3 separate regions of the Homo sapiens genome follow, and all the other regions are linked to region 2. A link is a contact called in ENCODE Hi-C or POLR2A ChIA-PET data. All regions are on one chromosome and are shown on one strand. Each heading gives the region's core, a stretch centred on a gene start or an enhancer-like site at or near the end of the contact. The rest is flanking DNA. Distances are from core to core; before and after follow the strand shown. Region 1 has its middle 64 kb from the start of QDPR. Region 2 overlaps LDB2 (LIM domain binding 2). Region 3 has its middle 3.8 kb from the start of SNORA75B.

Evidence for each region. A loop is a pair of places that touch in the nucleus more often than their neighbours do. ChIA-PET counts read pairs that join two places held with the same protein, here RNA polymerase II (POLR2A).
Region 1: a loop to region 2 is called in a map of IMR-90, with 3 times the contacts of the local background. The contact joins two enhancer-like sites. A Hi-C loop is called at or near these places in 1 of 168 maps with a recorded cell type or tissue (IMR-90). POLR2A ChIA-PET finds 5 or more read pairs at or near these places in 2 of 52 experiments (H1 and MCF 10A).
Region 3: a loop to region 2 is called in a map of posterior cingulate gyrus, with 3 times the contacts of the local background. The contact joins two enhancer-like sites. A Hi-C loop is called at or near these places in 1 of 168 maps with a recorded cell type or tissue (posterior cingulate gyrus). POLR2A ChIA-PET finds 5 or more read pairs at or near these places in 1 of 52 experiments (A549).

Annotation. Positions count from the first base shown.
Region 1 is chr4:17,446,008-17,450,489 of GRCh38, forward strand. No RefSeq gene overlaps it. Among named protein-coding and RNA genes, the nearest start is that of QDPR, 64 kb to the right of the region's middle. Within about 2 kb of position 2,949, at least 3 of the 41 ENCODE cell types and tissues checked have a DNase peak (open chromatin) inside an H3K27ac peak, as active enhancers do.
Region 2 is chr4:16,625,615-16,629,780 of GRCh38, forward strand. All of the region lies in intron 2 of LDB2 (LIM domain binding 2), which reads right to left. Among named protein-coding and RNA genes, the nearest start is that of LDB2, 270 kb to the right of the region's middle. Within about 2 kb of position 1,522, at least 4 of the 41 ENCODE cell types and tissues checked have a DNase peak (open chromatin) inside an H3K27ac peak, as active enhancers do.
Region 3 is chr4:17,322,600-17,326,740 of GRCh38, forward strand. No RefSeq gene overlaps it. Among named protein-coding and RNA genes, the nearest start is that of SNORA75B, 3.8 kb to the left of the region's middle. Within about 2 kb of position 1,577, at least 2 of the 41 ENCODE cell types and tissues checked have a DNase peak (open chromatin) inside an H3K27ac peak, as active enhancers do.

The DNA of each region.
Region 1 (4,482 bases), core at 1,699-4,198, 820 kb after region 2:
GTTGCCACACTGACAAAAAACATACCATATAATCCTTTTTTATACCACATTTATTAATTCATCCAAAATTAGTGTTCTAGGGACCACTTTTTTTTTTTTTTTCAGTTGAAGTCTTGCTCTGTCACCCACGCTGGAGTGCAGTGACATGATCTTGGCTCACTGCAACCTCTGCCTCCTGGGTTCAAGTGATTCTCCTGCCTCAGCCTCCCGAGTAAGTGGGACTACAAGCGCACCCTACTACGTCCGGCTAATTTTTTTTCTTTTCTTTTCTTTTCTTTTTTTTTTTGTATTTTTAGTAGAGACAGGGTTTCACCGTGTTGGCCAGGCTGGTCTGGAACTCCTGGCCTCATGTGATCCGCCCAGCTCAGCCTCCCAAAGTGCTGGGATTATAGGCATGAGCCACCACACCCAGCCGGGACCACCTTGTAAAAAACACTGATCTTTGTGTGTCATGGAGGATACATTCTCAGTCTCCTCTCCCTCTTGTATGTATCCATTGTTTTTGAATTTCAAAATCTACATGTCAACAACCACATGTGGAAAATACTCTCCACTTAGGAAGGCTGCCAAGGGCCAAAAACTGGGTGTGTATATGTTTGGGCAAAATTCTGCAGCAAGATTTTTTTAGTGCAGGAAGCAAAAAAAGATTGATGAATCATTAACAAGGGTAATTGAGCAAAATATATCAACAAGTTATTGCATTTAGCGGCAATGTTATGACTATTTTCCCATTAGCCCAGATCTCTGGTTATATGGGCTTTGAAAATGCTTAAATTACACATCTCCCGAGCTGGATTTTTCTGCAGCATAGGAATAAAACTCCTAAAGCTAGAGATACAACACTGGCAGTTTTTCATACCTCACAGAAAACCATCAAGGTCTTTGTCATCCTTCAAGTACTAACTTAAAATACAGCCTTCCCAGACCCCTCCCCAACAAAGAGAACAGATCTCTCTCCCTCTGGACCCTGACTTTTTCTGTTTATGCCTCTGCTGAAGCCCTTCCCCAGGCTAACTTGTTCCGTAGCCAGTTATGTCCGCATTGTTCCCTCCCACTAGACTGTGAGCTCCTCGAGGGCAGGAGCATTCCTTCTTCATCTTGGTAGCCCCACAGCCAAGCACAGTCACTTGATGTAAGCTCCCATCGTTATTTGTTGACTCAAATTTGCTCACTTCAAGTGAAGGAAGAATGATAGTTTAAAGTCATACGACTATCATTCCTTACTTGCAAAGAAACTTGGCAACAGACAGGTGCTGAGCTGGTTTCTGCTGTAAGCAATCTTCAAGGCATTTCAAAAACGATGGTCTTCGAGGAGATTCCTTTGAGATAGGCAAAGGCATAGAATTTATTTGAGAATCCTGGAATGCAGGAAGGTTACAGGCTAACTCAAAACCCAGAAAAAGCAATTGATCATGATTTTAGACAGTAATTCTGTTGCAGCTTCTCCAGATTCATTGCTTTCCTTCCCCTCATTTCCCACCTCCAGTCTTGATTCCCCATCATTTACCAGTAGACTATTTGGCATAGTTTTAGGATATTTTGTTGGTAGCACAGAATACTTTCTACCCCATTTCAAACCTTCCCCGCGAGGCTCAATTAGTCAGAATAAACCAGATTATGAGGCAGTAACAGATAGCCCTCAAATTTAAGTGCCTTCATACCATAATAGTTTACTCTTCATGTTTGCTACATCTACTGTATGTCTGGGCAGCTCTCCAGGACAACTAAGGTCAATGCAGTAACTCAGCAAACTACATGTCCCTTGCCTTGTGGCTCTAACATCTCAAGACAAGATTGAAGAGAGTGTGTGGCAGTACCAACATCTGTATGTTCTATGCTTGGGCTCTGAAGTGAAACTGGACACATAGCTCCACCTACTGGCAAAGGACCTAGGAAATGTAATCCTCTGTGGACCCAGAAAGGAAAGAAAAACCAGATACTGATAAGCTCTGGTACTGTCTCTTCTAAGGGTTTCACAATAACTTTTTTGTTGTTGTTTTTTGGACACAGGGTCTCTCTCTGTTGCCCAGACTTGGATGCCCAGTGGTACAATCATAACCAACTTCACTGAAGCCTCAACCTCTTAGGTTTGAGCAATTCACCAACCTCAGCCTGTTGAGTAGCTAACACTCCAGGTGTGTGCCACCACCCAGCTAATTTTTTTTTCTTTTTTTTCTTTTTTTTTTTTTTTTTTTTTGGTGGAAACAGAGTCTCACTATATTGCCCAGGCTGGTCTCCAACTCCTGGCCTCAAGTGATCCTCCCACTTCAGCCTCCCAGTGTTCTGGGATTACAGGCATGAGGCACTGTGCCTGGCTCACAAGGACTTTTATAAGTTAAAAATGTGCAAGTGCTCCACCCATCAAACCCATCCCTCTTGTAAAGCAGTGCCATGAACCACTACATGCACTTGGAAGGCAGATTAGAAGGGGCAGCTTGCTGCTCCCGCCAAAGATTTACCTAAGAAGACTAAGCCAGGACCAGTCTCCTCCACATCCCCTGAAGCAGAAACCTCCCCTGCACAGATCAGAAGGGGAAAGTGCAGCCTCCCTGCCTTTCTCACCTACAGTCTTATTTATGGGGTGGTGAGGGCGGGGGGCCTGTATGCCTATTTGTTTACCAGAGGTGTTTTAGCCTAATTGGTTAGGAAAGAAACAAAGCATTTAGACAAATAATTGGCCATTCCAGGACATCCACCCTTGAAGAGTTCCCTGACAAGGAAAAGAAGATTCAAGAGTAAAGTTTGAAAGGTTTCAGCTTTCTTTCCAATGTTAGAAGAAAAACCTTAGCCAAAGTAAATGTAACAGTTGAATTGAGCAAGAATGATTCATGAATCAGCCAGCCTCCAGAGCCAGAGTAGGCTCAGAGAGTCCAGAGCAGCCATAGGGTGGAAGAAGATTTATGAACAGAAAAAGGAAAGTGACACACAGGAAACAGAAGTGAGGTATACAAACAGCTGGACTGGTGACAGCTCAGGCATTTACCTTATTTGAACACGGTTTGAACAGTTGGCACCCTTTGACTGGCCAAAACTCGGTGATTGGCACAAGAGTAGGTTACAGTCTGTTTATATCTCCGTTTAGGTTATAGTTCATGATGTACAGAGAAATCTTTAGGCTGAACTTAAAATATGTAAAGAGGCAGCTCTAGACTAAACTATTTAACACCAAATTCAATAACTAATTTTATTTTAATATAATACTTCTCTTTGCTTATAGATATTGGAATTCAACACCTCCAACAAATATTCATTGAATACTTAGAATATACCTGACTGCAGGAAATAGAAGCCCAAATATTTTTCAAACAACTATGATGTTCCAAGTTCCAAACTGTATGTTCTTTTATTTTATTTATTAAACTTTATTTTATCCTTTATTAAAGGATAAATTACTTTATCCTTTTCGCATCCTTTGACGTTCTTACGATTGCTCCCATTTTGCAGAAAAATAAACTGAGGCTCAAAGAGTTGAGCAGTTTAGCCAAGTTCAGGGCTAGGAATAGTGGGAAAATGGGCATCTCAACTACATTGGTCTGGCTTATGATAATGGAGGCCCACATATTCATTCCAAATCAATTAAAACTTAGAAGTTGTTGGTTTAACAACCATTTTTAGACTTGGTATTACTTGAAAGTATAATCAAGGGATCATTTATTCATTAGAGTAACTACAGTTCTATTTGAATAAGCTGAATTTTTTTCATGCTAATTATGTCTTTTGTGTACTATCCATTATGGCATGATGATCTTTTCAACTTCATCCACTTCCCTTTCTCTGTAATAACTCATTGAACAGAATGCAGTTCTATAAATGGTCCAGGGATGTACTCCTATCCCAGGATTTAAAAAGATAATATTCATAAGGCACTTAACAAAATGCCCATAACTAAGTAATCAGTGTATAAAGATTATTTATTTTCTTTAGTAAAGTTGCAGAGCGTTGGTCCTTATGTCGTATAGTAAGTGAAAACCTAAAAAATAAAAACCCTAATACCTGATAAGAACTGTAAATATCACAAACCTATTAGAAGTGAGATAGAGATGGAGACCATTATATGTGTCTAAAATGACGCATCTTTAGCTTCAAACACACACTCATGGGGCTTAACAAGAGCAATTGTGTGTTCACTCATAGAAAGACAACAATCAAAACAAATTTAGAAATATTCTGAAAAGTTGGGAATCTGTTGTCAAAATTATGACTAAAAGGCAAGATATAAATAGAAGTTTTATAATATTTCTTAGCTTTTTTCTGAATGAACCCTCCCTTAATACTAGATAAGCCTATTGTTTAGATTTTCTTACATTTTATTTTATGCACATTTTCAGAAGCCATTTACACAAAATTAGGATACTGCCAGTGTGTACTTTTTTTACACAATAAGTCTACTTTGTTCACTGTCTCCCCAGTATCCAAAGTAGTGTCTGGCACACAGCAGGCTCTCAGGAGGTCCTTGATGAATAAATGAATGACCAGATCTAC
Region 2 (4,166 bases), core at 272-2,771:
GAAAAACACAAATGCAATAAAGTCTTTGGGCAGTACAGTTTTCTGAATACTGGGAAGGGTTCTTGCACAGAAAGCAGTTTAAGACACCCTGAAAACTTACGGAAGTTTAAGCACACTCCCAAAGCCTGCTAATTTCCATGGCTTCTCTTAGTGATGGAAAAGCACTTCTTGATTCCAGCATGCTGTTTCATCATCATTGTAAAGAGTGTCTCCAATGTCTCCTACTCCTCACAGCCTCTGCATAAAACCACTGGTCCCCGCTGTTCTGTTCCAGAATTGCAGAATGCTCCAGTAAGAATGGTCTTCTTACTGGACCATCCTGTCCAACACTGGTTTGTGTTGGACACAACCTATATCACTGATTTGTGATATAGGTTGATACAGGACAGGGAACCAAAATCCTTAAAGGCCACTAGGTAGAGGGCAGCACACTGCATATTTGATTGAACCATGGCTTTGTGCATTATCTTATTCTATTGATAGCACAACCCTATGAGGTTGGCAGTCATTAACCCCTTTGTATAAATGAGGGAAATGAGAATTAAAGATGATAAGTTGTGCAGTGTCACACACTGGCTAGTACATCTAATGTTCTCTTTCCATCTGCCTCATTTTAATTAGACATCCAAACCACCTCATTTTAATCAGAATACACGTTAGTTACTAGACTACTTGGAGAACATGAGATTTTTACCTTTATCACCAATTGAAGTCCCTGGTTCTTGTTTGCACTTATCTTATTCTTTCTCTCGCTGTTTTGCAGTGGCAGAATGTCACATGTCAAAAAAGTACTGCCATGGGAGACACATCATCATAAAGCCTAAAGTTTGAAATTGGTCACGAATGACCAGCATATGTCAACAACTTTGAAAATACCTATTCCCAAATCACACTAGCTAGACACTTCACTTCAGTGCTTGAAATCTAGCCAGGTTCTCACAGAGAAATCAGGCAAATACAACTTGCACTTATTTCCAGTTCCCAGCTCTGGCTAAGCTTCATTTTATTGTAAATCATCACAGATTTTTTTTTTTCATTTACTAGCTCTGTGACCTTGGACAAGTTGCTTTACCTTGCTGTGTCCTGGTTTTCTCATCAATAAGTAGGAATAATAGTCCCTACCTCAAGTGGCTACTGATTAGATATGGTAACATGTAATGTCCTCATCAGAGTGACTCTCAATGAAGATCAGGTAGTCTTGTTTGTGACATATATGAGCCTCGGCAGCAAGCCTCTCCTACTGCTTACTGTGAAAGGATGCCAACACCTGGATGGAAACGCTGCAGAAGACAGATCCATTAGATAGCCATGAAAGGAGATCTGGACTATAGACAAAGGATTCTCCAGAAACTGCAAGGAGACAGAACACAGAGAACTGTACCTTAGCTATCTTAAAGGTTACTGCTGCTGTGTTAAAAAAAAATCCTTCTGGTGGGGCCATATGAAGTACCCACTCTCAACGCCTCCTTCCCCAACGGCTGCATATTCATAGTCAGGGCTTCTTGGCAGTGAGACACACACCATGAGTCACACTGGGAGGTCAGTGACGAAACCATTATTCCCTTCAGTGTCATCCCCACCCCACCACAATTCCACTTTTGATTTGACACGTTATATGCTTAAAACATCTGGAAGTAAATCATCATCGAAGATACTATAAATGTGTGTGGTAATTATTGATGTGGCCCATACTACTGGGAGCAGTGTGCTTCTGTTCTTTTCCAGTTCAGTGAAAAAGGGGTTATAAATGTTAAAAACATTAGACTCCCCCAGTCCACTCTTCTATACAAGTGACTATTCTCCCAGGTGCTTGTGGGGAGCTCACTCTACCTTCTGGAAAGAAGGAAGGGAAAACTAACATTTATCATTATCATCATCATCGTCATCATTATTTTTTGGCTGCTATCTCTTATGTGTCAGGTCTTTTACATCAACTATCTCCATTTTATGGGTAGAAAACCCAAGCCTCAGAAAGATTAGATTACTTTCCTAAGCGTACACAGACACTAAGTGACAAAGAGTCAGGATTCCTGGTGTGGTAGGCAGCCTCCAAGATGGCCCCAGAGACCCCTGCCTCCTGGTATTCACCACCCTTGTGAAATCGCTTCTCTTTGTGTGTTGGCTGAATTTAGTGACCTGCTTCTAGCAATAAAATAGAACATGAGAGAAGCGATGGGATATCATTTCCAAAATTAGGTTACAGAAAGACTGTGGCTTCCATCATGGGTGACTTAGCACATATTCCACTGAGGGGTGGGATAAACTGACTTGTGAGGACTGGCCTGAACACCTGGCCACTGCTAACACAGAGGGCCAAGCTGCTGGAGTCAAATCAACGTGCACATGGGGTTTATGAGTCAAATTCTGCCCCTTTTCACCATGCCTGCACGGTTAAAGAAATCCACTCTGATTCCATGTGGCCAATTCCAACCACTCATCAGTGAGCCAGGATGTCCCCAAGTTCAACATAAGGAAAGAGAAACGAGGCTGCATTTCAAACGGTTTGGGTGCAGTGAAACTGGATGGCACATCATGCCTAGTACCTCTTCTTTTAACTTCTAAACGCTTGTAAACTCTGTGTGAATCAGAAATATACGGGTTGCATTACTCTGACTCAATTCATCAGAATGTTGTTTTGCAAGGATTACGTGAATTCCAGGAAGGCCTTGAAAAATAGCATTCTTTCATCTCATGCCCCAAAAGCTCCCAACAGGATGGATTCCCAAAACCCAAGATGTTGCCATTTGACTTAGAACTTCTCCAGGAGAAGCTCACCATCTATTCAGCTCCTACAGAGGGCCCTGGACTGAAGGTACTGATTTTCCAAATTGATAGTGTATTTGCATCAGATCCATCTTCCTATGATTTGGGGATGAGAAAGGTAACTTTTGGGAAAGACCCTTCTCAACTTTTTTTGCCTGACAAAACACTACCCGTCCTCTGGTGAGTTAAATCTTTTTTTTTTTTGTCCTGTACCATTCGAGAAAGCCTCTCTTAAATTTGAGTCACCCGGGGTCACTTCCAAGATGGCCAAATAGCAACAGCTCTGGTCTACAGCTCCCAGCGAGATAGACGCAGAAGATGGGTGATTTCTGCATTTCCAACTGAGGTACCTGGTTCATCTCACTGGGACTGGTTGGACAGTGGGTGCAGCCCATGGAGGGTGAGCCGAAGAAGGGTGGGGTGTCACCTCACCCAGGAAGTGCAAGGGGTCAGGGGATCTCCCTTTCCTATCCAAGGGAAGCCGTGAGTGACTGTACCTGGAGAAGCAGTACACTTCTGCCCAAATACTGCACTTTTCCCATGGTCTCACAACCGGTAGACCAGGAGATCCCCCACCCTGTGCCTGGCTCAGTGGGTCCCATGCCCATGGAGCTTTGCTTGCTGCTAGTGCAGCAGTCCGTGATGGACCTGGGATGCTGAAGCTTGGTTGGGGGAGGGGCATCCGCCATTGCTGAGGCTTGAGTAGGTGGTTCTATGCTCACAGTGTAAACAAAGTGGCAGGGAAGCTCAAACTGGGTAGAGCCCACCACAGATCAGCAAGGCCTACTGCCTCTCTAGATTCCACCTCTGGGGGCAGGGCATATCAGAACAAAAGGCAGCAGACAGCTTCTTCAGACTTAAACGTCCCTGCCTGACAGCTATGAAGAGAGCAGTGTTTCTCCCAGCATGGAGTTCAAGCTCCAAAAATGGACAGACTGCCTCCTCAAGTGGGTCCCTGACCCCCGTGTAGCCTAATTGGGAGACACCTCCCAGTAGGGGCCAACAGACACCTAATACAGATGGGTACCTCTCTGGGATGAAGCTTCCAGAGGAAGGATCAGACAACAATATTTGCTGTTCTGCACCCTCTGCTGGTGATACCCACGCAAACAGGGCCTGGAGTGGACCTCCAGCAAACTCCAGCAGACCTGCAGCTGAGGGGCCTGTCTGTTAGAAGGAAAACTAACAAAGAGAAAGGAATAGCATCAACATCAACAAAAACAGAAGTAGGCTTCAGAAGATTGGTAATAACAAATTTCTCCAAGCTGAAGGAGCATGTTCTAATCCACTGCAAGGGAGCTAAAAACCTTGAAAAAAGGTTAGAAGAATAGCTAACTAGAATAACCAGTGTACAGAAGAGCTTCAATGACCTGGTGGAGCTGAAAACCACAGAACAACAACTT
Region 3 (4,141 bases), core at 327-2,826, 700 kb after region 2:
TTATTTTCTTTCTCTACTAAGTCTTTGATATCTGGTGTGTATTCTCTACTTACAGAACTTGTCAGTTTCAAGTAGCCAGACTTCAAGTGCTCAATAGCCCCATGTGACTACCACCTTGGACAGCACAAGTCAAGAGGTTTTGAAAAAAGAAAAGGCATTCATGGATGTCTTGCTAGGCCTCAGTCACTTTTTCTACAAACACAGCTTTATTTAATCTTCCAAACCACTCCCTTAGGGGAATATTGTTACAGGTTGAGTATCCCTTATCCAAAATGCTTGGGACCAGAAGTATTTTGGAATTCAGATATTTTTTCTAATTTTGGAATACTTGCATTATACTTATGCGTTCAGCATCTTTACTCCGAGAATCCAAAATCTGAAATGTTCCAATGGGTATTTCCTTTGAACATTGTGTCAGCATTCAATGGCAAAAGTTTGGATGTGAAATCCAAAAGTTTTGCATTTTGAAGCATTTCGGGTTTTGGATTTTTGGATGAGGGGTATTCAACCTGTATTATCCCCATTTTACAGAGGAGAACACTGAGACTCTAAGAGGTTAAGTTGACAGCTAAATAAGTGGGTTGATCTAGGATTTAAATCCAGCTCTCACCAACTTCAAGCCTGGGCATATTCCTCATGCTGGAATTGTCTTAGGAAACTGCTTCCGAGGACCGTGCACCCCAAAACAAGACAACACCCGGGCAGAGAGAACCACAGAGATCCTGGGATCCACTTCTGAGCAGCTTCCTCCCCAGGCTCCATAGCCCACACCAGCTTTGTACAGCCTCCCGTACAGGGAGCAGGGTGGACAAAAAGCACGCAAACACACGCAACTTTTCTCTTTCCAGTTAATTGAAATTGAGATGTACCCTGCTCCATCACAGCAAAATGACGAAAGGAAAGCAAGGAAGGGCACCTGTGTGGGTAAATCTTTTACTTCTGTTGCAGAGACGTACATGATGAACAGATACTTAGTTGGCTGCTTCTCAGCCAGCCAAGCAGGGCTCCCTTACACCCTTTGCGGCTCTATTTTGTTGTCAATTACTGTTTCTAAAACTATTAAGAGAGGAAGGGGGAAGAGTATAAACAGCATTAACGGTAATTTACGATCTGAAAAGGGACAGCAGGAGTTCGAAATCTGTCTACATTAAGATACTTTCCCCACGCTCCTCTGGGTCCTGGAGCTAGAGGATCAGGATCCAGGATCGTAGGAAAAGGATGTTTATACAACACTTCTGGCAGAAAAGACATTTTTTTTCCTTGCACGCCGAGGGCAAGGTTCAGCTGACTTTCCATAAAGGGTCTGGTCTGTGCCGAGCATGCTGTGGGTACCCTGTCCCTGGTGTGGGAAGATACATGAGCTTTCCAGATTTTTGTTTTATTTTATTTACTTTTTGTTTAATGAACCCTCCCTGATTTCTACAGTCATTCAAGCTTGCTGCCACCCACCCCACCCCACCTCAACCATCAGCAAAGCCCACCAGGAAAATTGCCAAGAGAGACACTCATCAGCTCTTCAGTGAGAATTTTGCCATGCTTCTGCCTTTGGTAACTCCAGATTCTTCCAGACAAAGGTTGACTCCATCACTAAGGCATGTTTTATGCCATCCAGTTTAACTTTGCAGGACCTACTTCTCAAGCCAAGGAATTGCAAGACCACATTATGTAGCAGCTTGAGTTAGAGTCTAAAAGGAGAGCCAGTTGCACCCCAGGATTACCATGATTTTTTCCTTTTTCTTTTCTTTTGAGGTGGGCATGAGATACCACGGTCTGGCTCTGAACACAATCTCTGGCAGCTGCTTATGATTCTCTCAACACTAATGATGTGATCAAGTCTTCGAGTGAATTTTGGAGCTGAAGGGAGAGACAAAAAGAAAATTTCATAAACCACCCCCAGAATCTGTTCGCTGAAGCACCACACATTTACAGTACCACCTTCGCGAACCAGTCTCTTAGATCACTAGCGACCCCACGTGGCCAATTTAAAAGAACAGTAATTTTTCTCCCCCCCCGCAGAAAAGAAACTTAACGCTTCAAGGTTTTACTCCTAAGTCTTCGTAGAATTTAAAAACTGAAAAGCTGTAAGGACCGTTAATGTCACCTGACCCAACCACCTCATTTTACAGGAAGCAGAGGTTGAGAGAGGTAAAAAGGGCCTCGAAAGGTCACACAGAATGTTAAGGTCAAGTTAGGAAGCAATACAAGAAATGATTCTAAGAGATTCTATGCTACTGGATTTTAATTTCTTAATCGAAGAAAGGAAAAGAAGGCTTTTGTTCCCCAGACCAGAAAATAAATACTGCTATTACAGAAGAATCACTGTAATAAGACTGCATGTTTTAAAGGATCCCAAGTTCCAATAGGTATGTAGGCAATACATATATTTCTTTCCTCTTCTACGCCTAAAACTTACCAGAGTACATTAAATAGAGTCACGGCAAGAATGAGGCCAGCATGGACAAGAGGGAGGAGTCGGCATTTGGCAAATGTGAATTAGATGCTCATTCCCAAAGCCTAGCCACTGAGCAAAGGAAAAGATTGGGTTTCATTTCCACCCTCATAATGGCACTGCAGAGTGGACACTATTATTCCCATTTTAGAAATGAGAACACTGAGGCTCAGGGAACTAAACTAACTTGCTCAAAATCTGACAGAGACTAAACTGCAAAGCTAGCTCTCTGCAGGACTTTACTTAATGCCTCAACTTATCCATCCATCAAATGGGATGATAAAGTCGGCCTGTTGATCAGAAAATGTTAGTGTTAGAAAGGGTCCTCAGAGGAACTCTCTTTCAAATGAAAATGGACCCGCTGTACATATAACAGTCAAAAATGATTGGTATCTATCTGCATATATATAATAAAGTCTAGCAAAGAGAACATGGGTGCTGTTGTGACCAGATTAAAGCTGAGAGTTAAACAGGGCATTTGCAGTTTTCGATCTGCTTGAGCATCCGGGCTGTATATTCTGTTTTGTTTACTCTGTAACATAGAGTTTCTGATTCACTTTCCCCAAGATAGAAGTCTATCTTGGTTTGATGGACAATGTTGCTGCTGCTGCAGCTGTTCAAATCACACTGCCCTTCCAGCCTCAGAGCCCTCCTCAATTCAAGAGAGAGATGCTTCATTCAAAGTCTGCTCTAAAACCAGTTAGTACGTGTCTACCTTCAGGTCCACGTGGTGTTAAAATATGACATTCTATATACATTTATATGTGTATGTGTTGATATTTATTACCACTACTAACACAGTTTTAAATTAGGTGCAGATGACCTTAAAATCATTTACTTAACTCAAGCACCACCATAGAATCCAAAAGTTCCAGGAGGAGGAAGGAAAATTTGAAAATCACTGATCCAGTCCAGCCTGCTATCAAGAAACCCTACTTTTGTTAAAACCAAAATGAGAACCTCCAAAATTTAGGATCAGCTCAAATCTCCACTCCTCATCACCATCACTACAACCCCATGTGTCACCTTTCCCACGAAGCATCTCATTTGGTCTCCTTTTGCCATCATAGGTTGGACCCCTTCCCCGCCCCACCCCACTACAGGACACGGTCCCCCATTCTTGGCAGCTCTATCCAAAGCATGGACCAAACCTCCCTTTGCTGTCTGCTCTGAGTACCATGGAAACAGTCTGGAATTTTCCCAATGCCATTTCTAAAATTACTGCAAGAGAATAGAAGGTAAATAAATACAGAAAGTGGGAGAAATCTAAAATCAATGATTTACAAAGCGTGAAATTCTGATCCAAATCTTACTACAGGTCATTCTCTCTCTAGAGCTAGAAAATCTTTCCCTGTTCCAGGAGGAGGTCCCCAAAATAGAAATACTCCATGTAAATTGGTACAAAGACTCTGAAAAGCAATCCAGCACCATCCTTCAAGGTCTGTAAAAAAATTCCTATGCTCGGGCCCTGTAATTTCACTTCTCCAACTCACCTGAATGAAATAATCAAACAGCGAGGGCAGTAATTCATTCACAAAGATGTTTGTCACTAACTCACCTATAATTATATAAAAAAAGAAAACCTGAAAACAAACTGTGCAACAGGGTTTATGATGTAGCCATAAAATGGAACATTACGTAGCCATTAAAAATGATGTTTTAAAGCATTTTTGATAATACTAAGTGGACAAA